2 separate regions of the Mus musculus genome follow, and region 2 is linked to region 1. A link is a loop called in an ENCODE intact Hi-C map of the cell type or tissue named here. Cell type or tissue: heart. All regions are shown on one strand. Links, peaks and the distances in the headings refer to the core of each region. The heading gives the core; the rest is flanking DNA.

Evidence for each region. Peaks named below come from ENCODE experiments on the same cell type or tissue, not always from the same donor. Only the 100,000 strongest peaks of a DNase experiment are listed, where the experiment ranks them.
Region 2: a loop joins it to region 1, with 4 times the contacts of the local background. A loop is called at or near these places in 7 of 42 quality-filtered maps.

Annotation. Positions count from the first base shown.
Region 1 is chr13:32,723,331-32,739,767 of GRCm38, forward strand. Mylk4 (myosin light chain kinase family, member 4) reads right to left here. Exons shown (of 15, transcript NM_001368880.1): 3 at 5,746-5,824; 4 at 5,005-5,425; 5 at 3,513-3,802; 6 at 1,449-1,554. Among named protein-coding and RNA genes, the nearest start is that of Mylk4, 52 kb to the right of the region's middle. In heart, for the core only: a CTCF peak has its summit at 8,177; no DNase peak of the experiment used is centred there.
Region 2 is chr13:31,792,316-31,808,752 of GRCm38, forward strand. It overlaps Foxc1 (forkhead box C1), which reads left to right and starts at 14,331. Exons shown (of 1, transcript NM_008592.2): 1 at 14,331-16,437. The coding sequence starts at 14,893. In heart, for the core only: a CTCF peak has its summit at 9,058 (motif pointing right); DNase peaks (open chromatin) are centred at 6,126, 9,026 and 9,546; H3K4me3 peaks cover 3,615 bases; H3K27ac peaks cover 2,501 bases; H3K27me3 peaks cover 5,880 bases.

The sequences.
Region 1 (16,437 bases), core at 3,319-11,318:
CAAGGGAAACTTGGCTTGCTTCCCTTAATGCTTATTTAATAAAGCAAGGTAGGACATAGGTCTCTGCTCTGCGCACAGTGGCTTTCATGGCAGAAAGGGAAAGGGAATCTTTCATAACAACATAGAGAACCAGAAAAAAAAGCATATTTCTGTCACCTGCCGAGATGAGTGTGATCATGCTTGACATGTACAGGAATAGTAGCACCCAAAATTACTCTGTACTACTATGAGTGCACATAAGTGACTGCTTAGATTCCAACACTCACTATAGTGGCCCTCTGTGCTGGCACATGTGAATACAGGCACATGTACTTCCCATGTAATCATAAATAAGAGAATGTCTTTTTTTTTCATTAGCACTAATCCTAGAAGTGCCTGGTCAGCAGTGATGTTCCTTCACTGTCTGACTCCAGTTATCTCTCCATGCTAAGGCTCTCACATGACTTATTCTAGAAGGACCTTGATACTGAGACCACCACATAAGGTCCATGCTGGAACACCAGACTCATGCTAGCTGAACACAGACTTGAGGTATACACAAGTTAGCCTAAGGGAAGGAAGGTTTCCTAAGGGAAGGAAGGTTTGTTTTGACTCCTGGGTTCAGAGGGTTCAGCCTATGCCCACCCAGCCCTGGTGCTTTGGGCCTGCAGTAGCATGGCACATCATAGCAGCAGAAGAGCTGCACACTTCATGGCAGCAAGGAAGCAAAGGGTAGAAAAGGATGAGAGTCGTTTCCACTTCTCCCTTCCAGGACTGGTTGCCTAATTTCATTCAGATACACCTCACTTCCTAAAGGTGCTGCCATCATCTAATAATGCCATGGAGTAGCCTATAGTCTCTTATACACATTGGTTGAGATTCTTTTTTAACCCAAATGACAACATTGACATATAAGTATCCTAACACCCAAGAAAAGAAGATGAACCAAAGAAAACTGTTGAGAATCCGGTGGTATTTGGCCTGTTTCAATGTCTCCTCTAAGTAAAAGATAAGCTACTGCATAATGAACACTTTACTACCAACATGTCTACTACTAACTAGTATCCTGTACTTGGTGCTAAAACAAAAGCTAAAACAACAGGAATGAAAAACCAGCAGAAATATGAACTCCATGGCACTGCAAAGGCATGGATCTGATGCATTTCACCTCCTAGGTGCTAACCCTGGCTTTAGACAGTTCCTGGACCTTTTGGCGAGTCACACTGGGTTTTTCCTACTCTCAGACTTTATGACATGGCAAATAAAGCCAATGTTAAACCAGAAGTATATGCCAACCTTATGGGACTGGTGATATTTTTCAAAAATGGTTAAAACCTCTTGAAATGTTTGTTCTTAGTGTTTTCAGTTCTCAAGTCAAGACCAGCAAACATTTCTTCATCTTGGGCTCGGCCTCGGGAAGGCTCCCTGATTTTACTGAGGGGTGGCTGTTCAAGCAGAGCTTCACTCACCCTCCTAGGATCTCAGATTTGCTCACGGTGTACAGATTGTCCACTGAAGCATGTTTGGCCATTACCATCCGATGATCAAATGGAGCGGCAGGAGCAGGGATGTCATCTGTAAGATGACAAGAGAGGGGCTGTCCATCAAGAAGTCTACCCCTCCTTTCTGCACCAAGTAACATGTCTAAGAGTAAAAATCTGCTCATGTAAAACTGAAATACAAATCAGTCACCTGTCTTATTCCTAATGACACTAGATATAAATTTCCACTTCTGGTATGAATGGACTTTAACTCAAGAATATGTTATCTGGTGTCTTTGAAAAGAAATGTCATTCACAAACTCTTTGGGGTCACATTTAGACAATGCAAAACAGCGAGAAATCTGAAGTTCCAAGGCAGTCATATTTCTGGGGCTGGAGCTGATGTTCAATGAAATACTCTCTTAGCATGGACGAGATTCTTGGTCTGATCTCCAGCAACTCAACTTTTTTTTTCTTGTATGCTTCCAAGCCCGGGACCATTTTTCATTTGACCATGAGAAATTAATTGAGCCATCTTTTTGGAAAATGACCCTGTATAATTCATATTTTAATTAAAGCATAGAGGAAAGGGGAGAAACATGAATTATTTCCTTATGTCACTGAAATATTTGATATTGTATATGACTCTTGTAAAATGTTTTAGTCTTTATTTCAGTGGCATTTTAAGTGCAGAGTTGAATTTTTGCTGGCTGAATGGAAATAAAACACCCAATAAAACTATGCAAGTTATATTCTACCACTATCCAATTTCTCCCACTTTCCACCTTCTACCATGTATATTTAAGTGATAGTCCACATTGACATGAATCCTAACATAAATAGCTGCTCAATAATATTTCTCCTAATGGTCTTCATATTTTCCCATGACCATTGCTGTTCATGAATTTGATCATCCCTATTTAATTATTAAAACAGCTACTACATACATTCAGCAAGGGTATAAAGAGAGGGGAGTGGAAACAGCTATGTTCTTTATTTTATTAACTAATTCATTCATTCATTCAATTTTATTTTTGTTTTTGTTTTTGTTTTTGTTTTTCTTAAGACAGGATTTCTCTGTGTAGCCTTGGATGTCCTGGAACTCAGAGATCCACCTCTGCCTCGTGAATGCTGGAATTAAAGGTTTGAGTTACTATTGTCTGGCTCCAAAACAACTAAGTTATTTAAACTTGGCATTTATCCAATACATATTTCCTGAGCACTTATCTTGTTCTAAGTATATACTAAATAGTAAATTAAGTATTACTTAATAATTAAGTTTAATTAATTCAGCATTTTTATATTCAGATAACACAAATCTCTTGGAATTTAATTTTATGTAAACATTTACCTCTCATGCCACAAATATACCTGGAAAAAATTATGAGAGAATTCTTCAGGAAACATTCATTTCTTCAGATTTTATTCAGGCTGGGAAGATATCTCAGCAGGTAAGAGAGTCTTGTGCGCAAGCCTAAAGACCTGAGTTTGGATCCCTAGGATCCAAGTAAAAGCCTAGCAATGTAACCCAATGTTATGGACACAAGCTTCAGTCTCAAAGGGCTATGGTGGGAAATAAGGACATATGATGCCCTTCTCTGGCCTCCACACTATACAGGTACACACTCTGAGCACATATATTTATAGGCTATATATATATATACATATACATATATATTATCATATATGAATATATATATGAATATCATAATATTCATGCATACTTAAAATAGATAATAGATGATAGATTGTAAATAGATAATAAATAGATCATAGACAGATAACAGATCAATTATAAATAGATGATAGATAGATAGATAGGTAAATAGATAGATAGATAGATAGATAGATAGATAGATAGATAGGCAGGAAGGTAGGCAGACAGACAGACAGAACTGTTTCTCTTGCCTATGCAAAGATCAAGTTAAACATAATAATGATATTAATATGGCATATATCTCCATAAAGCTGTTAAGATAAGAGAAGTTAAGTTGGGATCCTTCATGGAATAGTTAGGAAGCTTTAAAAGTCCAGAAAAAAGGCATTTCCTACCCAGTGGGACCTCCAGGTCTTGCTCTCTAGAGGTGGTCATTCCATCCTGGAGTCTATCACCCAGGCTTCTGGCTTGCCTGGTTTCCTCTGTCCTAGCTGTGGGCTCTTCCCCTCTTCTCACTACATCTATTCTGCTCTTTTTGTTGTCCTCACTGAGGAAGCACTCCTCTGCCACCCTGCGCTTACTGCTGCCAGTAGACTCTGTCTGTTCAGCATTCTGGAAAGTGGATCCTGATGCTGAATTTCCAAGGATTCCTGGTGTAGAAGTGGTCTTTATATTACTGATGCACCTGGAAAATAGAATACATTTGCAGTTTTCAAAGATTCAAGGGAAAATGTTCAGATTGTCAAAATGCTTTGGGAACCAATACTTTCTCATGACAGTGTCTGGGGAAGACAATGTGCTCTGTGATGTGAAGACAAGCAGTCTAGCAGTTGAGGACATCAAATCTAGGAAGATCCAGACACAGAGAGTCTTCCAGAGACCCAACTATGAGCCCTAAAGTGGTCATTTAGGAAACTTAATAAAAGAAAATAAATTATAGAAAAGAAGCAATAACCTCTCAAGATTGACAGCCACAGAAGAACCATTATTTGTGGAAGAATTATCTTAACTAGCATGTTTGGCAGGTACAGGTCTTTCTAAACACATCTTCTAGTGATGAACTTCAATAACAATCCACATTAATATATTGACAATTATATTTCTTCAAGTTTAATTTCAAATGCTAAACCTAAGTAATAGTCATGTCTTAAAGACTTCAGAGGTGCTTGAATACTCTTTATTCCAAACACACAGTCATCATATCTAGAGCAGATAAGTTTAATTGAATACATAAATTCCTGAATTTGTACTTTACCCTTCATAATTTTAGTTTTAAGGAAGAAACTTAGTCAGTTATCTACTTCCTACAGCACAAGGGAAGAAACCACCATTGCATGGATTAGGCCAATGTTTTCAGGTTGGGTTGTTAATTTTCAGCTCAACATAATCATTATTTAATTCTTAGTTTTAGAGAGGATATTTTTTTCTTTATTTTTAAATGGCAGAACATTTTTCCATTTGACCTCTAAGTAGTACTGATTGCTGGAGATATTAAAAATGGTGATCTTGGTATTGGTGTTAAGACTTGGAAACAATCAGACTGAGTTCAGGGAGCCCCTGAGCAAGGCCCTGAGCTCCATCCTCAATGGAGAAAAGCAAGGAAAGAAGGAAGAAAGGGGCTGAGGGATGGAGAGAGGGAGGGAAGAATGGAGGGGAGAAAGGAAGGGAGGTGAGGAAGAAGAGAAATAATTGAAAATATTGGCAAGAATAAAGAGAAATAGCAGAATAATAGCAAAATGTAGCCATGAAAAATCAATGCAATAGAGAGCAGGTTCTAAACATTGCCGTTAAAACTGTCTCCATTTCTCTTTCAGAGTGGCCTCAAATGTCACAGCACACAGAGCTGTAAGACATACCAACTGCAGATGTGCAATACTGCAGCACTACCTTTCATGGGACGGGTCACCATTCATGTCCTCAGTGTGCTGGCTTTCAGTCGAGTGTTTGTCTAGCACTGCTCCACTTGCAGCTGCTGAAGCTCTGTTCTCAGCTTCTACTCCTCTGGAATCGTCCTTAGAAGAAATCCCATTTTCTCCTCCATTGTTATCTTCAGTGTCTTGTTTATCTCTCAGGTTGTTGCTTTCTTGTTTCTCCAGACTTTCTATGCATGGAGCATCTTTTGCACCTGCATTCTCTCTTAGCTCTGTGGAATTCCTCTGAACAAATTCTATCTTGTCTTGTCTTTCCACGTGACATATGACACAACTCCTCTGCACTTCTAATGCACTGGTCTTCTCTGAATTTTTCTTGTTAAGTTTGGTAATCTTTTCTTTCTCGGAAGAGAATTGGTCATTCTGGTCAGTTTTCTCTAGAAGTCACAGAACACAAAAAATTTTAATGAAGAATGCACATGGTCACTAATTTTGGCTTTATTTAATGGCACCTCTTTTCTGGCCCCTTTTTAACATTAGATTTAAGCTTTCAGAAGCAAAGCAGAATAAAATATACCCAGCTGACTGATAACTGCATATCAAAATATTTTATTTGTCATGGTTATGGCCAAACCCAGTCAGATAAAGATATTAATAAAACAGTACTCCTTTCTACAGGATTCAGGAATGTGTGATTTCCTCTGAATTAGAGTACAACAGACTTTCTCCATAACTAGTAAATCTCCTAGGATGTTACCTGTGAGGGCTGATGTCCTTCCTCCTTTGACAATTATCCTTTCATCTAGTGCACGGTTGGACCATACATTTTCCTCAGCCTGTGGGTGCACAATCAAGCAATTGAGGTTAACAACAATGTACACACTGCTTAGCTTCAGCACTATCAACAAGGGCTATCTAATTCTTCATGTGACAAGCATCATAGTACAATGATATTTAACATTATACCTGCCCTCTCCCACCTAGCACCAGGATATATCTGCCTTTCAGAAGTGAGAGCCAAAAGAACTGACTTCTGACAATTAAAATTTAATTTCTCAATTAGTTTTACAGTATAGTAAATATATTATTACTGACTATATTTACCTGTTGTGTGAAAATATCTCAACCTTATTCTTATCTATCTTAAATGTTGTTAATTAAATATAATATTAACAAATCAAAATGTCTCCAAAGATTACTAAACTTCCTCAGGAGTAAAGGGAATTTCTTCCAAGTTGAAATTAATATACTATATAATTCAATCATGGATGGCAAAGGCACAGAAACTGATAGTCATATAAAGTATAAAATAATCTGAATTAATGGAATCCTGTATAAACAGCAATATCAATGAAAATGAGATCATTGTTTTCAAAGAAACTACAACTATGTCATGGTGTGTAAAAGATAGCCCAACTTCATTACTTCATTAAAGGGTATGGATAATGTGTTGGCCACTCTTGACCTCCACTTTAGTGATCTTGATTTGGCTCACATATAAATTGAATAAAAATCAGAATATATGTGAGTGAGTTTTCTAAACTATGAAGACATGAAGTCAGTGAGATTCACAACAATGGGCATCTCCATCCCCTAGAAGATGTCTTCTTCACGAGCTGTTAAATGTTCTCACAATCCTAGCTTCCCTGGGTTAGCTTAGCAAACCCTTTCACATACCATGTGATGGGTGAACATTAGCCTAATGTACACAAATTTCAAGCTATACATTATAAATTGATAAAGTCTTATGAAGCCATAGGAAATCAGTCCCTCCTCATATGATTTGCCCCAGAGTTCTGCAAATATGAAGTATCACAAAAGTGCAGAAAGTAGAAATTAAGACAAATTGCAAATACTCTTATAATTCAGAAAGCTTCCTTTTTCCAGATGGGCAGCTCACAACACAGAGGCACATTTAGTACATTTATAGAAAGCCAAGGTTGGAGATCAAAGCTATAGAAAGCCTCTCTCACTTTTAAGTGCAAATACAGAGATGGCAGGGAAAAAAAGGTCATTTCCTTGGGTGAAGCCAGTTGCTATTTTTGTATATGGGCACAGAAGTTGGTACTTACATAATACCAGCGTCCCTTTTAACATTTCACCAAACTGTCTTTGATAATCTAATTCCTACTAGATGGTGGGTTTATTATGGCCATAGTGCTTGGAACAGAGACATTACAAGGTGATAATGGTGATGGTGATGATGGTTACAGCAGCAGCAGAGGTGGTGGTGTAATGGTGGTAATATAAATGAAGATGACTATGATGATAGTGTGGTCATGATGATGGGGATAATGATGATGAAGATGGTAATGATAGCTAACATGTATTGGGAACAGTCTGTGAGAAATTCCTTGATGCACTTTGCATGCACTTGGGATTCTCAGAAACTCTGAGAGAGAGAGACTATCAGCCACATTTTTATAATGAAGTCAGGATTCTAATTTATTTCTCTGTTTGGTCTGTGCTCTAATGACAGTATATTCTGTATGATTTTTTCTGCTATAGAAAGGGATTTTAGTCAACCTATATAATTAGTATTGTTTGGGATCTACCAGAGAGCAGGCACCATAGAATAAAAAGAGTAACAGTTGGGGCCATAAAATAAAAGCATTAGCACAGCAAGGAAGATGTGTATGTTCATTAGTTAAAAGATTAGAATTAACATGGAAGAGGGGAGAAAGAGATAATTTAATTTTAATTCTAAAATGTCAAATAGGGCAGTTTAAGAAATTGTGTTGGTGGCATTTTATATTTGTCTCTTGGTAATTTCTCTTTTGAAATGATTTCTCTTCTGAAATATGTCTGGAGTATTGGTAGGCACCATGCTTTGGGCTTTAACCTGTGTGGCATAAGTGTTACAGTAAGAGCAAAAATTAGCTTAATAATGATGAAAACCTGGTGTGTTTATTCCAACCCATCAACATATGTAAAAGTAAGAGTTTGGCTATGTAACTGCAGAACCAGTCAGACCACATGTATCTGCTGGCAAATGTGAGCATGTTGTGTCCAAACTGTTCAGAGTCTGTAAGACACTGTCAGTGCTGAAGGCACAGAAGCCAGTCACCAAGCAAGGTGTATTGTAATTATGTATCACAGATGCTTTACCCTTTAAATAATGCAAAGCCTCCATTCATTGCCACAGGCTGATTATAGTTTCATTTCCCTATGTAATACTGACATCTAGAGGAACTTTGAACTGAAGCATCTCTAATAAGCTGAAGTGTCTTTCCCTCTCTGCACCTAGCAACCTAGAGGGCCTGCCTTCATTCCAAAAACTTGTCATTTTGCATCTCCATTCCTCCATAGGAGGACACAGGTCTAAAATAGGACACAGGTCTACAGATACACTTTATTTGTCATCCAAAAATGGCATTTGTTTCCTGTGAATGTAGTAGTCGGGATCAGTGGTGTTAAGCCAGACATTCCTAAAACCATTGCAGTCATCCCGCAAGAGGAAGCCTCTTCAGGACAGCGCTTCTTTCCTGAATTCTCAAGAGGAACACGAAAGCTCATTTCACTCCAATTCATGTATTCATCATTAAAAAAAAACATATATGAATTTTCATATGGACACCTTTGCCAGTTCCTACCAATTCCTTTTACAGCTCTCTTTAAATTTAGATTTTACATGTCTTAAAATGTATATTAATAAAATTGGGCAAACATAATTTATGAGTTTCTATAATAAATGTCTCTAAGAATAAGCATGCCCACATTCATTATCAATGCTTATCACACATGCCACACCATGTCACCTCTACAGTGACATGATGTCACTCGACATAGTAGCCAACCACGCACTCTGATGGGCACCCAGTCCCTGGGCATGAGTTCCTTTTGTCCTGTACCTCAAATCTGCCTTCAGGACCACATTCAAATCCTCTCAGAAGTGAGGGATGACGAAAGGAAAATTAACCCCCAAGGGCAACCTGTGCCCACTCCTTCTTTCATTCCAGTCAATAAAAACTACCCTTTTTCTTATGTTAACTTATTTATTCACTTTGCATCCGATCATCACCCCCTCCTCCCATTTCCCCTCACACAGTCCCTCTCCTGAACCCCCATACCCTTCTCCTCTGAGAGAGTGTGTACATGCCCAAATCAATTCTAAAATGGATTTAACCTTAACCATTACTGTAAAAGTGGAACTCCACTAGACCTCCATTGTGTTGTTGGGCCACTGTCCTCCAACTGGGATATAAAGTGTTCTATTTTGGTTTCTCTAGCACTTGAATGAGAGAATTTAGGGCTCTAAAAACTCCCAGGAAAGCAAGGTGCAGTGAAGGGAAGAAGCGCATGCAGAAATGGGTCTATCAGTGTGGGAGTGTTCTGCTATTAGGCTGTGTCACGGGAAAGCGAGGCTTCCCTGGGGACCATCTTGGAGCATCCCTGACACTCATATCCATTGCTTTACTTCAGAACAAAATGTTATATGACAATTATATCCCTGCATTTGGGGATTAGTTACTTCAGAAAAGAAATCTGTCCTGGGCATATATCCAGAAGATGTTCCAACCAGTAAGAAGGACACATGTTCCACTATGTTCATAGCAGCCTTATTTATAATAGCCAGAAGCTGGAAAGAACCCAGATGCCTCTCAACAGAGGAATGGATACAGAAAATGTGGTACATTTACACAATGGAGTACTACTCAGCTATTAAAAAGAATGAATTTATGAAATTCCTAGGCAAATGGATGGACCTGGAGGGCATCATCCTGAGTGAGGTAACCCAATCACAAAGGAACTCACACAATATGTACTCACTGATAAGTGGATATTAGCCCAGAAACTTAGGATATCCAAGATATAAGATACAATTTGCTAAACGCATGAAACTCAAGAAGAACGAAGACCAAAGTGTGGACACTTTGCCCCTTCTTAGAATTGGGAACAAAACACCCATGGAAGGAGTTACAGAGACAAAGTTTGGAGCTGTGTTGAAAGGATGGACCATCTAGAGACTGCCATATCCAGGGTTCCATCCCATAATCAGCTTCCAAAAGCTGATACCATTGCATACACTAGCAAGATTTTGCTGAAAGGACCCAGATATAGCTGTCTCTTGTGAGACTATGCCGGGGCCTAGCAAACACAGAAGTGGATACTCACAGTCAGCTATTGGATGGATCACAGAGCCCCCAATGGAGGAGCTAGAGAAAGTACCCAAGGAGCTAAAGGGATCTGCAACCCTATAGGTAGAACAACATTATGAACTAACCAGTATCCCGGAGCTCTTGACTCTAGCTGCATATGTATCAAAAGATGGCCTACTCAGCCATCACTGGAAAGAGAGGCCCATTGGACTTGTAAACTTTATATGCCCCAGTACAGGGGAACACCAGGGCCAAAAAGTGGGAGTGGGTGGGTAGGGGAGTGGGTGGGAGGGTATGGGGGACTTTTGGGATAACATTGAAAATGTAAATGAGGAAAATACCTAATAAAAAGTATTAAAAAAAAAGAAAAAGAAATTTGTAACATCACACATGGAGCATGACCAAGACTGTGCCTTGAATAGTGGTTGTGTATCTTGTTGCTATGGCAATGCCATGGTGAGCAACTTCTGGTCATTTTAATGTAATGTGTAGTAATATAAAAATAAAGTTATAATGTTCTAAAATGACTTTGTTAAATTTTAATTAAGTTCTTAGTGGGAGAATTGAGAATAAATAATTCCTCAATATAAAGAGGATAATTTTTAGAAAAATAATAAAAGAACCTACACTTTCCTATTTAAGTATAAAAGATTAATTTTAACATTTTATGTCTATTGTTTGTTTGCAGTATGTGTTCCACAGCAGAGCGTGGAGGTCAGAAGACAGCTTGCTGCAGTTGATTCTCTCCTTCCACCATGTGGGGGCTGGAAACTGAGTACAGTCCACCATGCTCAGTAGAGAGTACCTTTATCTGCTGAGCCATCTCATCAGCCTGATGAAAGATCACTTCTAGAGATCATTTGTAAATAAGTCTATTTCTCTTGATCTGAAGATGCTCTCAATTTCCTGGTACACAAAAGAGAGAAAACGCCCTGTGTCTCTGGTAGACAGGAGGAATTCTCTCTCCCACAGCACAGTCTGCCATCGGGTAAGCTAGGACAGGGTCTCACTAGGAATATAGGAAGGGAAATGTTGGTCTTGACCTCATAGCAGACAGACGGACGGAGTGGCTCCTCCCTGAGCTGAGAATGACATCAAGCAGAATCAGTCACCTGAGTAAATAACCCGGAAAATGAAAGCCAGTGGGTGTGTCCACTGTCAGGGAACAGTGCTTCATTCAGAATCATGAACACTGGACTGGACGGGTCTGGCGTTAAAGCTGCCAGTTCAGCAACGTTTAATTAGACCATTTGTCAAATGAAGATACATGAAAACGTAATATGGAATTTAAGTTCCAATTTTTGAAAAGAAACGGCATTCTTCAGTCTTCTCCAGCAGAAAAAAAAGCCAGCATAGCATAATGTTGATCTAAACACCATCTTTGGCTGTTCCTTGGTGACAAAAGCCTTTTCTTTCCTTCCTCCCTCCCTCCTTTTCTCTTCCTCCCTCCCTCCCTCCCTCCCTCCCTCCCTCCCTCCCTCCCTCCCTCCCTCCCTCCCTCCTTTTCTCTCTCTCTTTCTTTCTTTCTTTCTTTCTTTCTTTCTTTCTTTCTTTCTTTCTTTCTTTCTCTTTTTCTTTCTTTTATTGAAGGTTAAACCTAGGACTTCATGCATGCTAAACAAGTCCAAAGCCCAGAGCCTGCCTGGATAGTATGTCTGCAGGAGTTTTGAAAGACCAGTGACTAGGTATGGCCACGGAGAACAAAGTGTGGACCCCCCCCCCAGTGTCTATTCCACCTTTATTGGGGTACAGGCTACAGATCACAGCTATGAATGCTCCCCTCCATTCTGTTATCCAGCCTATCTCTGGAAATTTTAGAAAAACTCAGTTTAAAACAAATAAACTATAAGTTTTTACCTAATGTTTAGTCCCATTGGGTACTTAGTCATACATCTCTTATACCAAATTGATGGGCTGACTCACACTAAGATATATTACAAAAAAGATCTACATTTCTTTCTAAAGATTTACTTATTTTTGCTTTATATGTATGGGTGTTTTACCTGGGCATATGTGTGTAGTACATGTGTGCCTAGAATCTGAGAAGGCCAGAAGTGGGTATTAGATCCTTTGGAACTGGAGTTACATTGTAAGTCTCAGGCGGGTGCTGGGACTTGAACCCGGGGCCTTTGGAAGAGTAGCCAGTTCTCTCACTCACCCACCCATCCCCCATCGCCTCATATTTCTTTCTACTTCCCTCCTCCCAAATGAGAATTAAAGTGGAAACTTAAGGGTTCTTTGGAGAGTCCATTGTGTTGGATGGAGTTGAAGGAGTGTTTTCCTGAAGTGGTCGCTCACAGGCAGATTTGTGAAGGAACATTTCACTGAAGGAGACACAGGAGAGAGGATATTCTGCTAAAGCAAGCATGTGCAAGGACATGTGATGAAGTATTCTTTTCTAATGGCACGCATGCATTGGTCTGCCTTACATTATGTAGTTGAGCTCCATTTGTTGGGACTCTGTGGAGTTGGGCTGACTGGATGCATGTGCTGAGGCAAGATCCATGCTGAGGCAAGACACGTGGAAGACACGTGATGTTTGGAGGGTATGAATAGGACTCAAAGGAGTGACAGAGACAGAGCTTGGCTTGCTTGTATAGCTAGCTGTGTGGCACTTGTTGGTCTCTCGCCTTCACTGATCTTTGCTTCCCTGAGAGAGGCACAGCCAAGAACTTCTCCTGATGTCCCTCCTGGTCCTTCGCCTGTTCCCTCCTGATGACTGGAGCCAAGGCTGAAACCTGGCTGTCTTTGTTAGGTCATGTTACCACTGTTGCTATCCCAACTCAACTGAACTGGACTGCTGGTGTATCAATAAAGTATTTGCCAGTGGATAGAGCTGCTACTGCCTGTTAGCCTGTGAACTGAACTGTCAACAGACAACACAGACAGGAATTGCTCCAAAGAACCTTTCTAAACAGTTCCACTTCTCCTGTATCCTTTCTTTTCCACTACCTCTGGTGGGTAGTGGGCTACAAGAGAACCAACATTAAAAATAGGATTTGAAAAATTAAAGTTACAGAGAATGCAGAATCCTTATGTGTTTCCCTCAGACGATAACTTCTGCATGCCACCCCACCTCCACATCTGCCTTCTTTTGCTCCAAAAAAAAAAAAAAAAAAAATCTTGGCTCTGAATGCCAGGTCCCTGCTCCTAACTGCTCTAATAAAAGTGGTAGTAGAGGAGGTTGGTCTCAGACCCCGAAGTCCTCTTAACCTTACTCACAGTTGTGTGAATGTATGTACTACAGCCCTGTGAGCCACCAGTTTGTCCTTTACATCCCCCAAGCCCATTTTACTTAACAGATGCTCAGTCCTTACTCCCATAAAAGCTATGAGCATCTTCAATTATCCGGGCAGAGTACCTAAAAATCCTGCCTCTTTCTCACCCTTGACCCAGGTAATATGTAGGGATCCCAAATTCCCTTTCCAGAGTGACCTATGGGGTACCTAAGGAGAACTGTAAAATAAAAAAGCCAATATCCCTAACTGTGCCTCTGGTCCTTTGTCTGAAGACCTCCTGGTTTGCTTCATAGCCACAGTGTGATAAGTAGCCAGGGAAGGGCTGAAGCTGATGGGGGGAAACGTCATCAGACAGGGCACAGATTTATAGATCTTTATATAAAAGTATGTCTGAAAAGCATAAGCCATAGTATCCTTTGGTCTCCTTGGGATTCTGTGTCAGGAGAACACTTGAGCATGTCAAACCCAGCACTGCCACTTTTATGAAATTGTGAACGTGAGTCAGTGTATGAGAAACAAAATTCAAAGGGAATCCTCATTGCTTTACATGCATTTGGTTAGACCGAGTCTTACATGTAAAATTCTTTTTGGACTACACAAGACTAAATCTTGGAAGATTTGCACATGAAGTTTACAGTGGTTTTTCATCACCCAATAAAGCTTTTGATTTCTTCCCCTGCAGACAGTTTTAAGAGCATTCATTTCACTTGGTGTTCTCAGTGTGCATTTTATTTTAGACTCAAGTTTATCCTTCCACCTCCTGTCTCCTATCCCAAGCATTTGTCCTATAAACCCCCTTTCTCCCAGACCAGCTCTCTGTGGTGGCATATGCTGGCAAAGCCTGGATAGGAACACAGTGTCTTCTAGTGGTGGGAACGTGTCCTGTGGATGTTAGGGGCCTCAGAGATCTAAACTTAGACCAAATGGGCAAAATACTTAACCTCTTAATGGCTTGCTTCTGCATGCTCCCCAGAAGTAGAAAATGCTATGATATACTACAAAGCAGAATGGCTTTTGGAAGGCTACCATTTTAAAGCAATGAGAAGTTACAAATCTCTTTAAAATGTTACTAAACTTGGTATATGTAATATGAAGCCTAGATAAAAACTAATGGCCTGAGGTGGATGTGAGGTAGCTGTTAAGTGGCTCTGCTGATAAAGCCTAGAGACTTGAACTGAATCCCTGGAATCCACACAGTAGGAAGAAGAGAACAGAATCATGGGCCATACACAGTTCATAGCCTGCACATAAATAAATAAATAAATAAATAAATAAATAAATAAATAAATACATAAATAAATACATAAATAAATACATAAATAAATACATAAATAAATAGTTTAAAATCCTAATTGGTTCTAAATACACTGATTCTTTAGTTGTCTGCAACCTTCTACTCAATGTGTGTCTGTGGACTGGCAGAGATAGCATTACCTGAAACCCTCCTAGAAACACAAACAAGGGCTAGAAGAGCAGCTAAGAGGTACGTTGGGTGATTGGCATGCGTGCCTCTGGGTCCTATCACCAGCACAAGGAAGGAAGGGAAGGAGGGAGGGAGGGAAAACAGAGAAACAAAACAAGCAGAATCCTAGCCCCCACTACCTAGAACCTGCATTTCAACAAGTTCTCAGATAATTGCTGTGCACATTAAAATTTGAGAACATGGAACTAGTAAATCCATATAATAAACTAGTGTGAATAAATTACACAAATATTTGTAACAGCCTTATGAATCGTTTTTAATGCTGCTGTCATCTTTAAAGATCTCACCAGCTAATCTCTTACATACACGAACTCACAGGAATGGCAGCAGGAATGGGAAAATGGCTGAAAACACTGTGCTGGTCTGTCTGTCTGCTGGCCTTGGAGGAAGTCATATCCGAGAACCAAACACTGGGAATAACATCAATAAGGTTCTCTGAGTGTCCAGACCCTGACAATGGCCAGGACTCCCAGCAGGAGCTGAGAAAGGACAATGTGTGGTGGGTATATCATGCTTAGAACTTTCCAATAATTTGGGGTATACAGACTGTCAGACTTGGTTCTCAGAGGAAAACAACATTAAGATTGGTGCAGCCATGCAAGAGTGAATTCCAGAGAACTGAGAATATAGTCATCAGGGTATCTGAAGGAGACTGGTCTTGGGATCTCTGCTGACATTAAAATCCACAGATGTTCAAGTTTCTTGCATCAAATGGTGTAGCCCTTATATGGAAACTACACATGTGCCACATGCTTCCAATTATCTATAGCTTCCTGATGCTGTTTAGTGCCATGTAATGATGTGTGAATGAGTGGTTGTTATACTTCACCACTTGGGAAATAATGACAATGTCTGTACATGTTCAAAGCTGATGAAAAATTTCCCCAAAATTTTCAGTTGGTTGAAGCTACAGGTGCAGGAATACTTGAATGTAGAAAGTAAGTCTGTACATACTCATTGGCTCCACCAGAGCAAAGAATACAGTTATAATGAAACAAGCTTTTTAAACTTGGATTCTCCTTATAAATGTGCCCCAAAGTACTTTCATGTAGAGAAAATTGCCAATCTGTACCTCCATAGAAAACAATAGTCTTCTTAGACTACAAATATTTGTATCACCACTAACATCTGGAACTCTACTTCTACTGTGGTTTTTAAAAATAATTTACCATTTGGCCACCTTCTCAACAAATGTCTTACTTCTAATGAAAATCAGAACATGAACTGCAAATGTTCATTTGTTATTCACATTTCTGCACTGAACACAACTTCTTCAACATGTAACTCCTTTAGCACATTAGTGCAGAGAGACATTTCATGAGTGCTTTTGGCGAGAAAGAAGAGGTTTCAATTAGTCATGGTCACTGCCACTGTTCAGTTTACTATAATTATCGAATATTCTTTCCAGAAGGCAAGAGCAAACAGTAGCTATTTCCTTTATAACAGCTGATGAAACTTGTGTATACATTACCTAGTCTAACACTAAATAGGTGTGAAATAAGTGTCTTTATATACTGAAGTCCTTCCCAGCCAGGTATGGACGTGCTATGCCCACTGTCCCAGTTATCTATGAGAATGAGGAAGGATCACTTTTGCCCAACAGGTCAGGACTAGCCTAGCCTAGACAA
Region 2 (16,437 bases), core at 5,697-13,696, 930 kb before region 1:
GGCATATATCCAGAAGATGTTCCAACTGGTAAGAAGGACACATGCTCCACTATGTTCATAGCAGCCTTATTTATAATAGCCAGAAGCTGGGATGGGAGATCTATTGATACTAGTTTTGCCCACCTTGGAGAAACAAGCCACTAATGTAGACCTCAATTAGATACTATGGTGTTCAGTTACCTTGATGGCTAGACTCTCTCTGAGGGTTCAAGCTTAAGCCCAAGACGCATATTGCCACTCTAGACTCAGCAGGAAAACTTAGCTTGTGAATGCCATGCAGCACCGCCAGGGATTTGCCCAGCCAAGCCCTAGTGTGAAAGAAACTGGACTTTTTCTAAGTCTCCCAGGTGCACAGCTCCTTCATTGCCACTAGATGACGCCAGAGCTCCACCCCATTTCCCGTAGTTGGTCCGTGAAAAAGGGCCCGCCGCTTGGATTCCTGGAGGCCGGGTGGGGGTAGGGAGCAAAAAGGAAGATGGAAAGGTGGGAAATAATAACTTCCGTGGAGGCATATATAAGAGCACAGGCTCCTGTCTTTCATACTGAATTCCAATTATAGTTTACTTTCAAGTATAAGTAGACACATGGGTAGAAAACCTGACAATACAATTTACAGCAACTGCACACGCGACATGAAACCCTAACTAAACAGCACTGTTTACATACTGTGTGCCGAAAATTGGGTGCAACGGATTTTTTTTTTTTTGAACGACTTTTTCCCTGTAAATGATAAAGGGTAAAAGACGTCGTGTTGGCTGCACTGAATAGAGCAAATTTGTCGATTCTTCATCCTTTCCCTGGTCTTAGAACAATTCTTCTATTTAAGATTGACATATATAAGAAGCCTGGCTCTTCCTTCTCATATAACGTCACAGCAAAGCTCCAACAATCAGCTTGCCAAAGGATAAGACCTCATGAAAATTCTCCTACTGAGGAAGCCAGAGTCACCTCTGCTACAAACTCATGGACACACACACACACACACACACACACACACCCAGAGAAACCAGAAGAACAGCCTAGACAACCAGCCTCCCTGGGCCGGGCCCCCTCTTCCACCACAGCCCCAACCCCCCTTCCTGCTGCCATGCTTCCCAACAGATAATATTCCTGCAAATGACAGGAGAAGTCTATATTCCCTGCAACTTGGGCCTGAGCCCCTCTCACATTAGGTTAATTCACCGCACCTTCATTTTGTGAATCAGCAAATGTTATATAAACGATTTACCGTTTTCAAGCTGTGATAACATCAGACCCCAGGGAGATAAAGGGCTTTGTGTGAAACCCAATGCCCGGTGATGGGAGTAAGCAAGGCTTCTTTTCTCGCTCTGGGAGCTTTAGGCTTGGTTATCTCTTCCCCCTCACCACATTACTTCAGGCCGTTCACACCTCTCCTTCCCCCACCAACACTGGCTTCTTTCTCTTTCCAGCCTTGTCTATGGGGACTTTCTGGAAGGCTCTAGATGGGATCTTGTGTCTCAGGTTGCAGTCAGTCTCCAAATTCCATCTGCCTACACTGCAATCAACAGCCAACACCAACTCTCAGCTAAGCAGTGATTTCACAGGCAAAAGCCTCATTCCTCTACCTGGAGGATTGCTGAAATTTGCATTTTGACAGGTTTTTTTTGCCTAAATGAACCTTGCAGTAGCCCAGAATCCACACTGGAGAAAGTGTTCACCCTCTGTTCTGCCAACCCCAGAAAGCTAATGTTTTTGTTAATGCACATGCAGTTGACTTCAAACTTTGTTTGGTTAATGAGGGGGGAAAATGTCTCAAATGTATGACTTCGAGATAGTTCCGGGACCCAGAACTTGTCCAGTGTGCTTGGGTTCCACTCCACAACATTGCAAGAAAGGTAGAAAAAAATCTCTCCGTTGCGAGCCATCCAGCGCACACTACGGCAGATGAAGATATCATGTGTATTCTTGATAACTTATGTGCACTTGTGGATCTAAGTAGCCCCCGAGCTATGTAAAGGACAGTGTTCCCAGCCTTCCACAGATGCTCTGCTTCCGGTAAACCTCAGTGTCTAGTTGGAAAGCCATAGAACCATTTCTCGTTCATCATAATCTTCGTTTTAAAGTTTCCTATCTTGGAAATTTCTCTTTTCAGGGATATTTTTGAAGGTTCCCCACCGAGACTGTATTGTGCATTCCCTTCTTTATGATTTCAACAAGACACACATATCAATGTAAAATGGGGGCACAGCTAAGCACTTCATGCTGGGCCTTGTGGCCATCTTTTGATACATATGCAGCTAGAGACAAGAGCTCCGGGGTACTGCTTAGTTCCTATTGCTATTCCACCTATAGGGTTGCAGTTCCCTTTAGTTCCTTGGGTGCTTTCTCTAGTTCCTCCATTGGGGGCCCTGTGGTCCATTCAATAGCTGACTGTGAGCATCCACTTCTATGTTTGCTAGGCCCTGGCATAGTCTCACAAGAGACAGCTATATCTGGGTCCTTTCAGCAAAATCTTGCTAGTGTATGTCGGCCATCACTGCAAAGAGAGGCCCATTGGACTTGCAAACTTTATAGGCCCCAGTACAGGGGAACGCCAGGGCCAAAAAGGGGGAGTGGGTGGGTAGGGGAGTGGGGGAGGGTGGGTATGGGGGACTTTTGGTATAGCATTGGAAATGTAAATGAGCTAAATACCTAATAAAAAATGGAAAAAAAATAGTTTAAACATTTAAAAAAAAAAAAGAATAATGCTTTGCTTGCCCATTGTAGCCTGAGGCCCTGGGACACCTCCCTGCCACTATCACTGCCACTTTTATTGGGGAAGGGTACATTTCCCGTCAGATTGGACCCACCAGCCTACCACTCAGTTCCACTGAGATTACTGGGGCAAGCTGGTTTCCCCACAGGTGTCCTGCCTTCGGTCCATTGTGTGTACTGCTCTGGATCGGCTTCAAGAAGGAAAATGGCCTCACATAGTATGTGCTGTATGTAGGCAGAATTTTGGATCAGGATCTTAGAGCTTCATGCCCAGATGGAAACTATTCATAAAGAACACCCACACTCTCCCCAAGAGGGGGTGAGGGCCCTCAGAATGGAGCTTCTAAGTTGTGGCACCAAATTGTTACCCCCACACTTGCTGGATGAGTGGACCATGGGCTCCTACATCATCCAGAATGCTGCTGTTAGGGTTTCTCCTTCCCAGCAGCAAAAAAAGTTCCAGATGTTTCTCGAATTCTGCCAGGTGTGGGCCTGAGTTCCAAAGGCAACTAGGGACCACACTGCCCAGTGTACCCCAGGTTCTTGATGGCAAGGGTTACACTGAACCCCACGCTCAGGTTACAGCTGCAGAGACAGTTTTTCTGCAAACAGGATCAGCTGGCCACAGAAAGGATGGGAAGCGGTGGCTACTCCCCTCCCCTCTCTTTCCTTCCTAGGGCCCAGAGTCTCTGATGAACGAAAGAAAGCCAAAACAACAAGCAGGAATGGTCCAGAGACAATGTGTAGCTTTTGAAAACAGAAAAAAAGCGTCAGGGGTGTGTTCCAGGGACAGAGCCTGGGGCCCTGGATTCAATTCTCAACCCCTCAAAAGCAGAGGATGATGAGGGCCATGCTTGAACGGTCACCCCCCCCCATCACCCCAGGAAAGTAATTCAGGTAACCGGGAGCACCCTGTATTCTCCTGTGCCAAATCCTAAGGAGACCCTAAACCAGGCCTCCCAGAGTCTGCCTCTGGTGTTTACTAACAAACCACGCAGAATGTGAGAGAATTCCCAGTCTTCCCATTCTGTTTGGGACAAACACTGGGCCAGCAAGATGGTGCATGTGCTAAAGGTGACTGTGGCCAAGCCTGATGACCTGGGGGCATCCTCGAGGCCCACGTGAGAGGACAGAACCAACTCCACAGCATCACCAGTTGATGAAAAAAATGAAAATGTACCTCTCGTGTTTCCTTCAGAAGTGTGGATCTCACGTTGTTCTGATTTATTCAATGGGACGCATGAAACCCCCAGCACTCCCTGTATTGGGGAATTTCAAAAGGCATCGTGATTCCTGTACTCAGTGTTAGAACCACCCTTGACCCTTCTAGCCCCATGTTCCTTCTTACCTTCCACAGCTCCACATCTGCTTAGTGGAATGTTTAATGGCAGCAAATAGTCAGAGATAGGGCCCATGGGGGATGGCTACTAAGACCTATCAAGATGTGTATTCGGGAGAATGACTCAAAACTCCATAAAGTTTCCTGGGAGAACATTACTCACACAACAGTCTTCTCCCCAAATATAGACACGATATTTGTTTGGTGGGTAGATGGGAAAACACCGCCAAGCACGTCTGAAGCCAGCGCTTGACTTGTGTCTCACGCTGCTTGGATCTGCTGCAGAATGCTTGCTGGGTTCTAACTACTTTGTCGGAATATGTCTGGCAGAGCCGCAAAATGAGTTCCAACTCTTCTTTTATGAGATTTACAACAGACTGTCGACACCATCTGATAACTGATCCTCCTGGAAATCGGCAGGGCTATATAGATATCGTCAGAATGCAGATGTACATGCCGTCAAGAAAGGAAGAGACGGAGAAGAGAATATCATCAAGGAAACAGAAAATTTGCCAAACTCAGGAAAAATAGGCAATGCCGGTTTCATTTTTGACATCCATTTACAAGTAAAAACTGGCTATCACTGTGCATTAGCATCTTGGTATTTAATTGTTTTTTCTTTACTTTTTTTTTTTTTTTTTTTTTTTTTTTTTGTAGTGTTACAGGAAACCAGGGGCAAGCTAGGGGAGAGGACAAGCCAAGGACTTGATTTTTTTTTTTTTTTTTTTGATTCTCATTGGACTTTCCCTGCTTGTATTTTTTAGTGCATATACTATAGTATCTAATATGCATGTGTATGGGTGTGTGTGCACACACACATATATACACACACACCTCCACCACTGAAGTACATTCAGCCCAATCTCGTATAAAAAAAATAAAAAATAAAAATAACAACAACAACAAAACTAACAACAACAACAAACAAAACAAAACAAAACTGAAAATGAGTGAACATGGCCGTGGGGAACCTGACTGAGTCTATGAGGACATTCTATAGAAAGGAAAAAAAAAAAAAAAAGGCAGCTGGCATGAATGGCAGTCGTGTTTACTAGAAAACTAGCTCGCTCCCAGCACACAGTAGACAATGCACTGATACTAAACAAAATGTGTGCGTATGCTGGCCTCGCTGTCAGGAGGGCTGGCTCCACAGGCCTTCCCTGCCCACTGCCAAAACATTTCCCAGCGCCGCGTCAGCCTGCCTTTGGACACGTTCCTTACTAAAACAAATAGGTCTAACAAATCATCTTTGATAGCAAATACTCATAAAGACAAACAATGAAAACTACTATGTTGTGTGTCTTAGGGCAGCCGGCACTGTGTGGAATTGCCACACACAGAAGCAAAACAATCGGGCTTGCCAGGCCAGCTCCCAGAAGTCAGCGGCTCATGGCAACATGCTTCTTTTGGGTGAGTAAATTTTTCGGGCTTTGGGCTACGGTGGGCTTCTCCCTCCGCAGTCACAGACTGCCTCTGTGCTGTCTATGTGTGAAAGGGGATAATCACCTGAAAACAAATTGAGTTGTAGCGCGCACTCGGGCAAATTGAAGGAGCCCGTCCCGTGGGCTATCCTGGCACCTTATGAAAGCACGTTTAGTGTTATCTAATCTGGTGCCTGTTTCATCACAGGGGGAGCCAATAATGTAAACCTTTGTGTTGAAGGAAGGAGGGAGAGAGCACCCAGCAGGCCTGGCCGCTCCCTGGCGACCCAGCCCCCAACCTGCCCAACAGTTAGGCAGGAGTTTGCCATCCTGTGACTTTAAGTGAGAAAATGATGGATGAGCAGGGGTGTACTGCGAGGCAAAAATGGCTAAGAGACTCGTTTCCTTTTCCCATCTGTTCAGGAAGGACGTCAGTGAGGTAGACTAAACATAGGTCCTGCTCAGGGTTCCGAGTGCGTGCCTGTGGCCTGTGTGAACACAGCAGCCGTCTGCTAAGGGACCTTCCTCCAAGCCGTGGCAGACAAAGGCAGTCAGATACCAGCCTGCTGGGCTTGAAGAGAAGCAGGGCAGTCCTAGACTGTCACAGCAGTCGGCAAGGACCTGGGGCTGTCCTCGGGGAGTCTGGCATTGTAGTGGCCACACTTTGTATTGGCCAACAGTGAAGAAATACACTGGATCCGAACTGGGGCTCACGGGCACTTTTCGATCTGGGCACCACTATAGTGGTCCCTACATCCCCTGACACATACATTCGCCCACAGGAAAGCAGAGCCGCTGCTGTCCTTTGGATATGATGGGCAAGCACCTGCACTTCAGCATTGCACTGGGGCATGGACCTAGTCGAGGTCTAGGAGACCAACTGCCCCCGGTGCCTTCACCCCACTGTTGGCCTTTGGCACAGTCTTCCAGACCCAGACTCAGACGCAGACCAAACCCTAGTTGAGCGGTAGAGGATTTCCGAGGAAGAGCCCCTCAGTTCCCCCTTTCTCCGACCTATCCTTCTCCATTTCTGTACTCTGCTTCTACTCTCTTCCCTAGGTAACTCAAGGTCTTCACCTGCACCAGACCCTAGAGCCTTGGTGGGTCTTATGACTAAGGAGCTGATATGCTGTGGCAAGGCTAAACTAGGCTTTGCCAGTACTCCCACTTTGTTATGGGCCAGCTTACTCTTCCAAGCCTCAGTTTCCCTCCTGGTGATGTTAACGGTCTTACTTTGATGATTTTGGCGGCAGGGGCGGCGGTGCACGGGGTGGGGTTGGGGAGCAGTCCTGGCTTGAGGTCCTGAGGATCTAGAAATAGCCACAGCTTTTGCAGGACAAGCTTTGCCAAGCCCCTTGGTCTGAATTTTATAGTAAGGACTGAGAAGAATGCTCCCAACCTTGCCTTTAGGGTCTGCAGCTTCCTAGTTGCAAGGTCCTGTCTGATTGGTCCCTGAGAACAGTGGCTAAGAGACAGCACAGAGCTGGAAGCAGGGCACACGGGTGCTTCTCTATTTTTCATTTGCTGTGCTCGTTGGAAACAACCTTGAAGCAACTAAATAGGGAGAGTCACCAAATAGCTTCCAAAGAGCGAGAAAATACAACTCCTCATTTACCTATCCAGGCTCAGGAGGCCGAGGCAGGAGCATCTTGAACTCAAAGATCGCCTGGACAACTTCGTGATAGGACACTTGCCTAGTGTGTGTGGTCCTGGGTCAGGCTCACGTCTCCAGTGTGAGCAGCTCTGAAATCACGTGTAAGGATGCACGTAAACAAGTCCTGCCCAAGTCCTGTACACTTCACAGACAGGACACGTTAAGTATGGATCTGTGTATAGGAATTCTTCCCATAGTTATTCAAATACAACCTCACAGAAAGGTCTTGTAAAGGGCAGCTGTTATGTGCCCAGCTGCTAGAATCATGCTACAGGAAAAAAAAAAAATCACGATTCACATCCACGTTGTTTAGTAAAGGGATCAGTGACCTGAAATATCCTTAGAAGTTGGCATGTGAGATAAAGGTAGAAATTTGCCATTTGTGACAGTCACTAATTTAAATTTCCCCCTCTTGTTTGCACATAAACTATGTATTTACAAGGGGCACGTTAAGGTCCTCCAGACTCAATGAGTCAGTCTGGGAGGCTATATATCCTGTTGGCAGGTTATTTATTCCCCTTAAGCTTCCCTTCTCTCACGTGCAAGATGCAGATAATAGCATCCATGTCAGGGTCCTTGTGAGGGTTATTTGTAGCACTTGGCAGGATGACAACGTAAGTGCCCCAAGCATCTTAAGTATTCTTATTAGTGTGCTTATTAGTGTCTGTGCTTCAAGAGAGACACAGCCTACCAAACGGATTCACCTTTCATTGGCATTAGAGTGCTACCCTTAACCAAGCTTTGGGGAGGAAAAAAATAGCTGCTTCCCTGGTTGGATGGAGAGAGATTTTAAAATTCCAGCTGTGGTCTTTGTGACCTCAAACAAAAGGAAACCTTTCCTAAAAGTAATTTGGGGTGTAAGCCATGATTACATCTAGGGCTCAGGAAGCCAGAAGCCCAGAATTCAATGCCACACACACACACACACACACACACACACACACACACACAGAGAGAGAGAGAGAGAGAGAGAGATTCTGGATACATTGCCGTATTTTGTAGCTTAAACCTAGTCAATTGTTGGTGTTAAAGAAAAGGGATTGTGAAAGACATAGCTAAATACTATGGTTCAAGTGTCTCCTTTCTTTGCACATGTTTATTTCTATCTACTATTCTGTGGCCACTTGCTTCTGTATTTGTCTTTTTCTTACAGCTTCACTTCCAAACTAAACAGCACTCACTAATCCCAATGCATACCTCCTCAGGTGCCAGCGCTGAGCCTGTGTCTATGTCTGCAGCGTATGTAAATACTGGCGCGCCTCTGCATTGGTAAAGCCGTAGGTGTGCATGGTCTGTTCTCACGCGGTGAGTTGGGGTGTGTAAATGCATGCGGGGGTGTGGGACCTCACCAGCAGCCACCATCACTGCCACTCACTAGTCCTGTTCTTTAAACCGGTTCTTTGGAGGTTCAGTTTTTGGTAATTAAGACTAAGGAGTGTTTTAAAAACAGAAGTACATTTTCCTGGAAACCAGCAGTCTTCATTTGCAACTTTTATTGGCAGACCTGGCGGCCAGTAAATGCATTCCTTGGCATCTCTCAGAAAGTCATTCACTCGGCGAAGTGGCTTTGCCTTTTCTGTAATGTGTACATCAATTTAAAGGGGCCTTCTGGAAGGAATGTGTCGCCGATGGCTGAGAAAGCCCCAATCTCGGGTCACTTCCGACTCTAGGAAGAACATCCCAGATCTATGCCTGCGGGGATGCTCACTGGGATAGGACTAGTCTCTGGGGAAGTGAAAGTTGCCGCCCGAGAAAATTGGGAGCTTCCTTCCAGCCACAAGGTCCTCAGTCAACCTGTCCCCTCACCCCCACCCCACCCCCACTCCCGAGAGGCTCCAGAAGGGAAGGGACCGTCCTTCGCCGGCCTCTGGAACCGGAGCGACCGCAGAGGCAACGCGGAGGTGAAGCAGCGGGCGGCAGGGGGCGCTCGGAGCACGCGCAGTGTTGGGGTCCCGCACGAGCAGTTCCGGAGGAGCAAGACTGGCCCAGAGCACCTAACCGCGGGGAGCTGGGCTCGAAGCTGCCCAGTGGTCCGAGGTTTCTATGTGTCCCCTCCTTTCTTGCCTTTGTCTCCTGGGTAGTAGAAAGCTGCAGAGTCGGAAAGAGGCTACAGGTCCCCGTGGCCACCCCTTCCATCTCCAGTCGCCTGGGAGCCTCAGACTTCGAGCAAGGCTCGCCGCGCAGAATCAAGTGCTAACTTTTTGTATCGTACCTTAAGACCTGCAAACACCCAGCTTTAGTCCAGGGCACCGCGGGTGCCCCCCAACCCCACGTCCCCGAAAATGAGAACTGTGAAACCGACTGCTTCTTGTGCACTCTAGGTCTCCACATTTGCTGACCCAGAGTACAGTGAGGTGCACTATGGGGTGCGACCCAGAGTTGGGGCCAGCTGGGATTGCAGGCGGCAGACTAGGGGTCTCTACGAAGGGCGCCCTGGAAGTCAGGAAGAAAGACCCACTGTAGCACTGTGGTGCCTGAGTTCTTGGCAGGAGACACCGGACCAGCCCTCGGTCTGCAAGGTGCAGCCATCTCCACTGGCCCGGGCATCCCGAATCGTTTTGAGGGTCTGTCCCTCAGAGCACAGCGTTTCTCCCAACACCTATGGACCAGGGGGTGTGGGTGCTAAAGGGCAAAGTTTTCTCTGCAGCCCGGGGAAGGTGCTGGCTTCGCCCCACTGCCCGACGGTCGGCGCCAGTCCGCACCCCGTAGTTCCTGGCAGCGCAAGTCTCCCCGGTCTGGGGACCTGCTTGTATTTTACAGGTCACCCGCGATGTGAGGAGGCTGGGAAATGAAGGGGCCTCTGCCTTCCCAGGCCCTAAAGTTGGCTGCCACCATGAGTCTGTTGGGAATCTGGTTCATGAGGATCCAAGGCACGGGCTTATGCCGGCATGCACGACCCATTCTTTCCCATCGTCTGCCCCTTTTCAAATTTTCTTCTTCTTCTTCTTCTTCTTCTTCTTCTTCTTCTTCTTCTTCTTCTTCTTCTTCTTCTTCTTCTTCTTCTTCTTCTTCTTCTTCTTCTTCTTCTTCTTCGAAGGGGCAGTTTGGCTCTTCATCTACCTCTTCCTAGACAAAGAAAGGCTCAAGTCTTTGGTGAGCAGGCTCCAAAGTTAAAGATTCATTTCTCCTGTGTTTTGTGGCCTCGTTATGGCTCAACTCCACTCTGAACCGGGACTGGCTGTGGAAGTGTGGAGCTTTCCTGTAAAGGGCTGACAAATGGATCCACCCCAGGGGTTAAAGAGCAGGTGTTGGCTCTCTGTCCCTGTAAGCAATTAGAGAGGCCAAGAAGACTAACTTTGAGAACTTGGGAGATGACTTTAAATTATCTCATGCAAACTTCCTGCGGAGGGCCATGTCTAAATGGACGACTATCTGATTAATTCAACCAAACAAATAAGCAGTGTAATCATTTTGTGTTCGAAGTAATCAAAAGACAAACGCCTTTTTTCGTTTTTGTTTTGTTTTTTTGTTTGTTTGTTTGTTTGTTTTGGTAGAAGTCGTTCAAAGGAAGGGGTTGAATTAGAGGAATCCCGTTATGAACGTTCTGCTGTCAAGCCTCCGAAGGAGGAAGTCGATTCACAGGAACTCGCAGCCACCCAGGTGTTTGCCCACCCACCCCCATCCCCACCGCGCGCCTTCTCCCTCTGGTGAAAAGTCACACGGATGACAAAACCTATGTGCCGCCTGATGGTTTGATAACAAATAACGGGCTTTGACCTTAGGACATCCTCCCCTCCCACGGACTTCTGGAGAGGAAAAAGGCCAAATGGAGGACTAAGGGAATTCTCTAAATAATTGAAAGACACCTCCAAAGGGACTTTGCCCTACTTGTCTGTCGTGGTAGCCTCGTGGGAAGTTTCCCATACACACTGCTGGGACAGTTGTCGCCGGCCCAGGCCCACTTCATCTTCCAGCTGGGAAAGCCACCTCTACTGACACCAGCCCCCTGGGGAGCCGTGGAGGGTTGTACCATCTCGGGTACAACTAGTCCTGACCCTCGATGCACACGCAGGGGCTTCCAAAGGCTAAACACCGAACCAAGAGAATAAAACTACTGCAAATGGGCAGAGGAATCTTAGGCCTGACATGAGTGGGGTCTGGGGGGGGGGGGGGTGTACCGCCTAGGGAACACAAGTCGATCTGTTTCACACCCTGCGGGAGTGAATTTCTGAAAGCGTCTCTCCATCCAATCTTTACTCCCTTAACTAGAAATCGGAAAATAGCTTTTCCAGGTTCTGGTGACCAGCCTCGGTGTTGCTGGCCCTTGGCCCCACTCCCCATTCCTGTGGTGTCACCACGTCCCCAATCCGGGCATTCCAGAAGCTCTCCGCCACAGCCCGCTTCCCGGTGCTTTTGTGCAGGAGGGGCCCACAGAGGCACAGAGGCCTCTTTTTTTTTTTTTTTTTAAACCGTTACCGTGACGTCATACCTCTTTCTCAAAGCTAAGATCCCTTCCTTGGGCCTGGGGAATTGTAACCTCTCCAGGAGGGTCAGAGAGGGGAACGAAGGTCGGCTGCGCCTCAGCCACCAGTTCACCAAACATTCATTACCGCTGTCGCTTGCGGGGACTTTCAAGCTGCAAGTACCCAAGGTGTCAAAAAAGATGCCCAAGGGGTCCTGCGGTATTTCTCCCAATCAAGTCACAGGTTGTCGGGGAGACGGCAAAGTGATTGCCCGGGGGACAACAGAAAGAGGGCATCCAAAACTTCAACACAAAAATGAAAACTTTAGCTTGTACCCCCCAAAGACTGCATCTTCACGTTCAAACAACAGCCAGTAACAACAATAAAACACCAAGCGCTTGAAATACAATCAAACCGTTCACTGGAGGCTTGCTTCCGAGTAAGCATATAAAAACCAAATGCAAATATCTTTTCCTGGCGATTATCCAGAGCCAAACCATGGAAAGTTGATCTTTGTAAAACTGAACACCCCCCCCACCCCCCCGCGTGCCAAATACGAATTTCACAATGTCAAATTTTATATCCAAAGCCAGGAGGGCAACAGAAAACACCACTGCTGTTTGATTTGTTATTTACAGAACAAACTGTTTACACTTCTAAGGACTGGGGGTTGGGGAGCAATTGGGGACTGGGGGAGGGCACGCAACACATTGTCTCTTACAGAACCCCGCCCGCTGGAATGTGGAAACCCCACAATCAGAAAACAAACAAGTTGCTAAAAGCTGCGAAGTTGCTAAAAGCTGCGATCATCCTACCACACAGCTGGTTGTGCACACACAGCTTAAGAACCAAATGCCAAGGTGTAGGGGACGATCACTTTCTAATTGTACTCCAGCTAGGGCCAGACCCAGGACTTAAAGCCACAGCGTCAGGAGCTGGTGAGGCCATTGGTGTGCTGGGCTAGAAGGAGACATGAATTTATATTTTAGGACGTGTAGCTTATACTCTCACCACATTCAAGAATCTTTAGGAACAACTGCTGACTCTGGTACTTCTCCCAGTCCAACAGTGTCCTTAGTCTTGCAAACATCTGGGAATAGAGGATCAAGTGAGCCCACATTGTGCTAGACCAGGATGCAAACTGCTTGCTTCCCTTTGAGAGAGAGAGAGAGAGAGAGAGAGAGAGAGAGAGAGAGAGAGAGAGAGAGTGTTGTGTTTGTGTGTGAATTCTAGAAACATGAGTCTTCTTTCCTTGATATAAATGCCCATTTTGAAATTACACACATGTATGTATTATGTATGTATGTGCGTATAAGCATATGTTCAAGCAAAACAGAGCTGTGCCTACTGCATAAATAAGCATCTTTATCTACTAAGGGAGAGGTGGTGGTGATGGTGTGTGTGTGTTAGTGAGGGAAAGAAGGTTCAAGTCGGTAAACCTTTTGACTCCCAGCAAGTCCTAGCGTTAAAGATTACCAGAAATCGGAGGAACCGAGGTGAAAAATATTCACAAACACTTTTTCACAGTGTTTCTCTCAAACCCATCTTCTAGCAAACGACCTGGTGCCCACTCTGTCAGATTTTTTTTTTCTGGACCAGTTGCTGAAATACAGGGTTGTTTTTCAGTCAGAGGGAGGCCTATCCTCTCAGATCCTCCAATACCGCCCCCCCACCCCCATCTCTACCCATCCTGTTCTAGTCACCCAGAGGCTGCAGCCTTGAGGTTTAATCACGGAATATCTAGGATCATTCGGGGCTTATCTCTTCAAAATCTTTAAGCCGCCTTGTAGGTGCAATTCTGAACACTTCCTCCAACTCAGACTCTGTGAGACAGCTGCCCTGGAATGGGTAGAGGCTGAGAGTGGCTGGGGGAAGCCTTAAGTTCTTGGGGATATTTACCTGACTCTGCTTCACCACAACTACTAATGTCACCGAGCTCTTTTGAACTTAACTGCCCCTACGAGCCAAAATGTACTGGTCAGGACAGAGGGGCAACGCATGGTTTGTCGAGGAAACTTCTGGAGTCCTCTTAGCCCGAACTCTCTAGCTCTTTTAAGCCCTGGAACGCCTGTGAACCCCGTGCTCCTCAATGTGGCCTACACATTCCATCAGCTTAACACACGTTTGAAGTTCCAAGTTTCTATCCCCTCCGCTTACTGCTAGCAGGGAGTGGGGCGAGGCACCGAAATACCATCTTCTTCCTCACTGGAACCCCGGCGGCTGTAACAGCCTTGGTAACCTAAAGTCGGACTGGAGAACCTGCCTGTGGAGAGCAAATGTGATGTTGGTGTGACCGGTGATAGCAGGGAGAGGGATATTCGGAAAGGAGAGGACAAGGGATGGGCGGAGGGCTGGAAAGGACGGAGAAACTCCCGGCGCTGGAGACAGCACGGTAGAGTAAGGACTGAGGCAGATCCTGTGTGACTCGAGGGCTCCGTGGAGGCCTGGGAACAGTGGACGCAGGAAGGGTCTCCGGGCCGGTGAGGACTCCGAAAGTCCGCAGACCGGGAGAACCGCAGAGTCTGGGAGTGAGTGGGTGGGTGCGGTGGGAGGACCGAGCGCGGGCTGCGGGCAGGGGCGCGGGCGCCGGGCCCGGGCAGCCGGCGCGCGTGTGGTCAGCCCCGCGGTCCTCCAGCCGCCAGGAGCGGGCCGGCAGAGCTCGGCCGCTGGCTCATTCACAGGCGTCTCTCGCCTCCCATTGGCTGCCGCCTCCGTAGTGGGGCGGGGCTCCCCTGCCCGGAAAAAAATGTAACTGCGTAAAAAAGTCCTCGCCTGGGTGACGGATGCTCAAAAGTTCAGAAGTTTTCCCAATGCTTCCTTAAGCGGCCGGCGCAAGAGACTGAGAAAAGGTGACGCGGGGGCCCGGGAAGGCGGCCGGCGCGCTGCCCCCGCCCCTGGTTATTTGGCCGCCTTAGCCAGCAGCCCCGAGCAGTGTCTCCTGGAAGGCGCAGGCAGTGGCGAGCAGGGCGCCTTATTTTTTTTATTTGTTTTTGTTTTTTTTTTTTTTTAATTTTTTTTTAACTTTTGTCTCTTTTTTTGCCCCGACTGCGCCTGGAAGTTGATCCGAACGTTCCTCCGAGGCGGCTTGCAGCGTCCTGGTCTGGCCCTCTCCGGGTGCAGCGACCCTCCCTCGCCGCCCGCGCGGGAACTGAGTGGGCTGCGAGGCGCCAGGCGAGCGCAGGGAGAGGCCGAGCGGCCCAGGGCGCAAGGAGGCGGCCGCGGCCGGGACAGACGCAGCGCGGAGGGGCCCGCGGTAGCTCGGCGCGGCCCGGACTCGGACTCGGCGGCCGGTGCGGCGCGGCCCGGCCCGAGCGAGGGTGGGGGGCGGCGGGCTGCGCCTGGCGGCGGCGAGCCGGGGCCATGCAGGCGCGCTACTCGGTGTCCAGCCCCAACTCCCTGGGAGTGGTGCCCTACCTCGGCGGCGAGCAGAGCTACTATCGCGCTGCCGCGGCGGCGGCCGGGGGCGGCTACACCGCCATGCCGGCCCCTATGAGCGTGTACTCGCACCCTGCTCACGCCGAGCAGTACCCGGGCAGCATGGCGCGCGCCTACGGGCCTTATACGCCGCAGCCGCAGCCCAAGGACATGGTGAAGCCGCCCTACAGCTACATCGCTCTTATCACCATGGCCATCCAGAATGCCCCGGACAAGAAGATCACTCTGAATGGCATCTACCAGTTCATCATGGACCGCTTCCCCTTCTATCGGGACAATAAGCAGGGCTGGCAGAACAGCATACGGCACAACCTCTCGCTCAACGAGTGCTTCGTCAAGGTGCCCCGCGACGACAAGAAGCCAGGCAAGGGCAGCTACTGGACGCTCGACCCGGACTCCTACAACATGTTCGAGAACGGCAGCTTCCTGCGGCGGCGGCGGCGCTTCAAGAAGAAGGACGCAGTGAAGGACAAGGAGGAGAAGGGCCGGCTGCACCTCCAAGAACCGCCACCGCCGCAGGCCGGCCGCCAGCCCGCGCCCGCGCCCCCGGAGCAGGCCGAGGGCTCCGCTCCCGGGCCACAGCCGCCGCCCGTGCGCATCCAGGACATCAAGACGGAGAACGGTACGTGTCCCTCGCCTCCCCAGCCCCTGTCCCCGGCTGCCGCCCTAGGCAGCGGCAGCGCCGCCACAGTGCCCAAAATCGAGAGCCCCGACAGCAGCAGCAGCAGCTTGTCGAGCGGGAGCAGCCCCCCGGGCAGCCTGCCGTCGGCGCGGCCGCTCAGCCTGGACGCTGCAGAACCCGCGCCGCCGCCACAGCCTGCGCCGCCGCCGCATCACAGCCAGGGCTTCAGCGTGGACAACATCATGACGTCGCTGCGGGGGTCGCCGCAGGGTTCGGCCGCTGAGCTCGGTTCCGGCCTCCTGGCCTCGGCGGCTGCGTCCTCGCGCGCGGGCATCGCGCCCCCGCTGGCGCTGGGTGCCTACTCTCCGGGCCAGAGCTCCCTCTACAGCTCCCCCTGCAGCCAGAGCTCCAGTGCGGGCAGTTCGGGCGGCGGGGGTGGCGGCGGCGGCGGAGGCGGCGGCAGCAGCAGCGCTGCGGGTACGGGGGGCGCCGCCACTTACCACTGCAACCTGCAGGCTATGAGCCTGTACGCGGCGGGCGAGCGTGGCGGCCACTTGCAGGGTCCGGCGGGAGGCGCGGGCAGCGCGGCGGTGGACGACCCCCTGCCCGACTACTCGCTGCCTCCAGCGACCAGCAGCAGCTCTTCGTCCCTGAGTCATGGCGGGGGCGGCCAGGAGGCCAGCCACCACCCTGCATCCCACCAGGGCCGACTCACCTCGTGGTACCTGAACCAGGCAGGTGGAGACCTGGGCCACTTGGCGAGCGCGGCGGCGGCTGCGGCGGCCGCAGGCTACCCTGGCCAGCAGCAGAACTTCCACTCGGTGCGGGAAATGTTCGAGTCTCAGCGG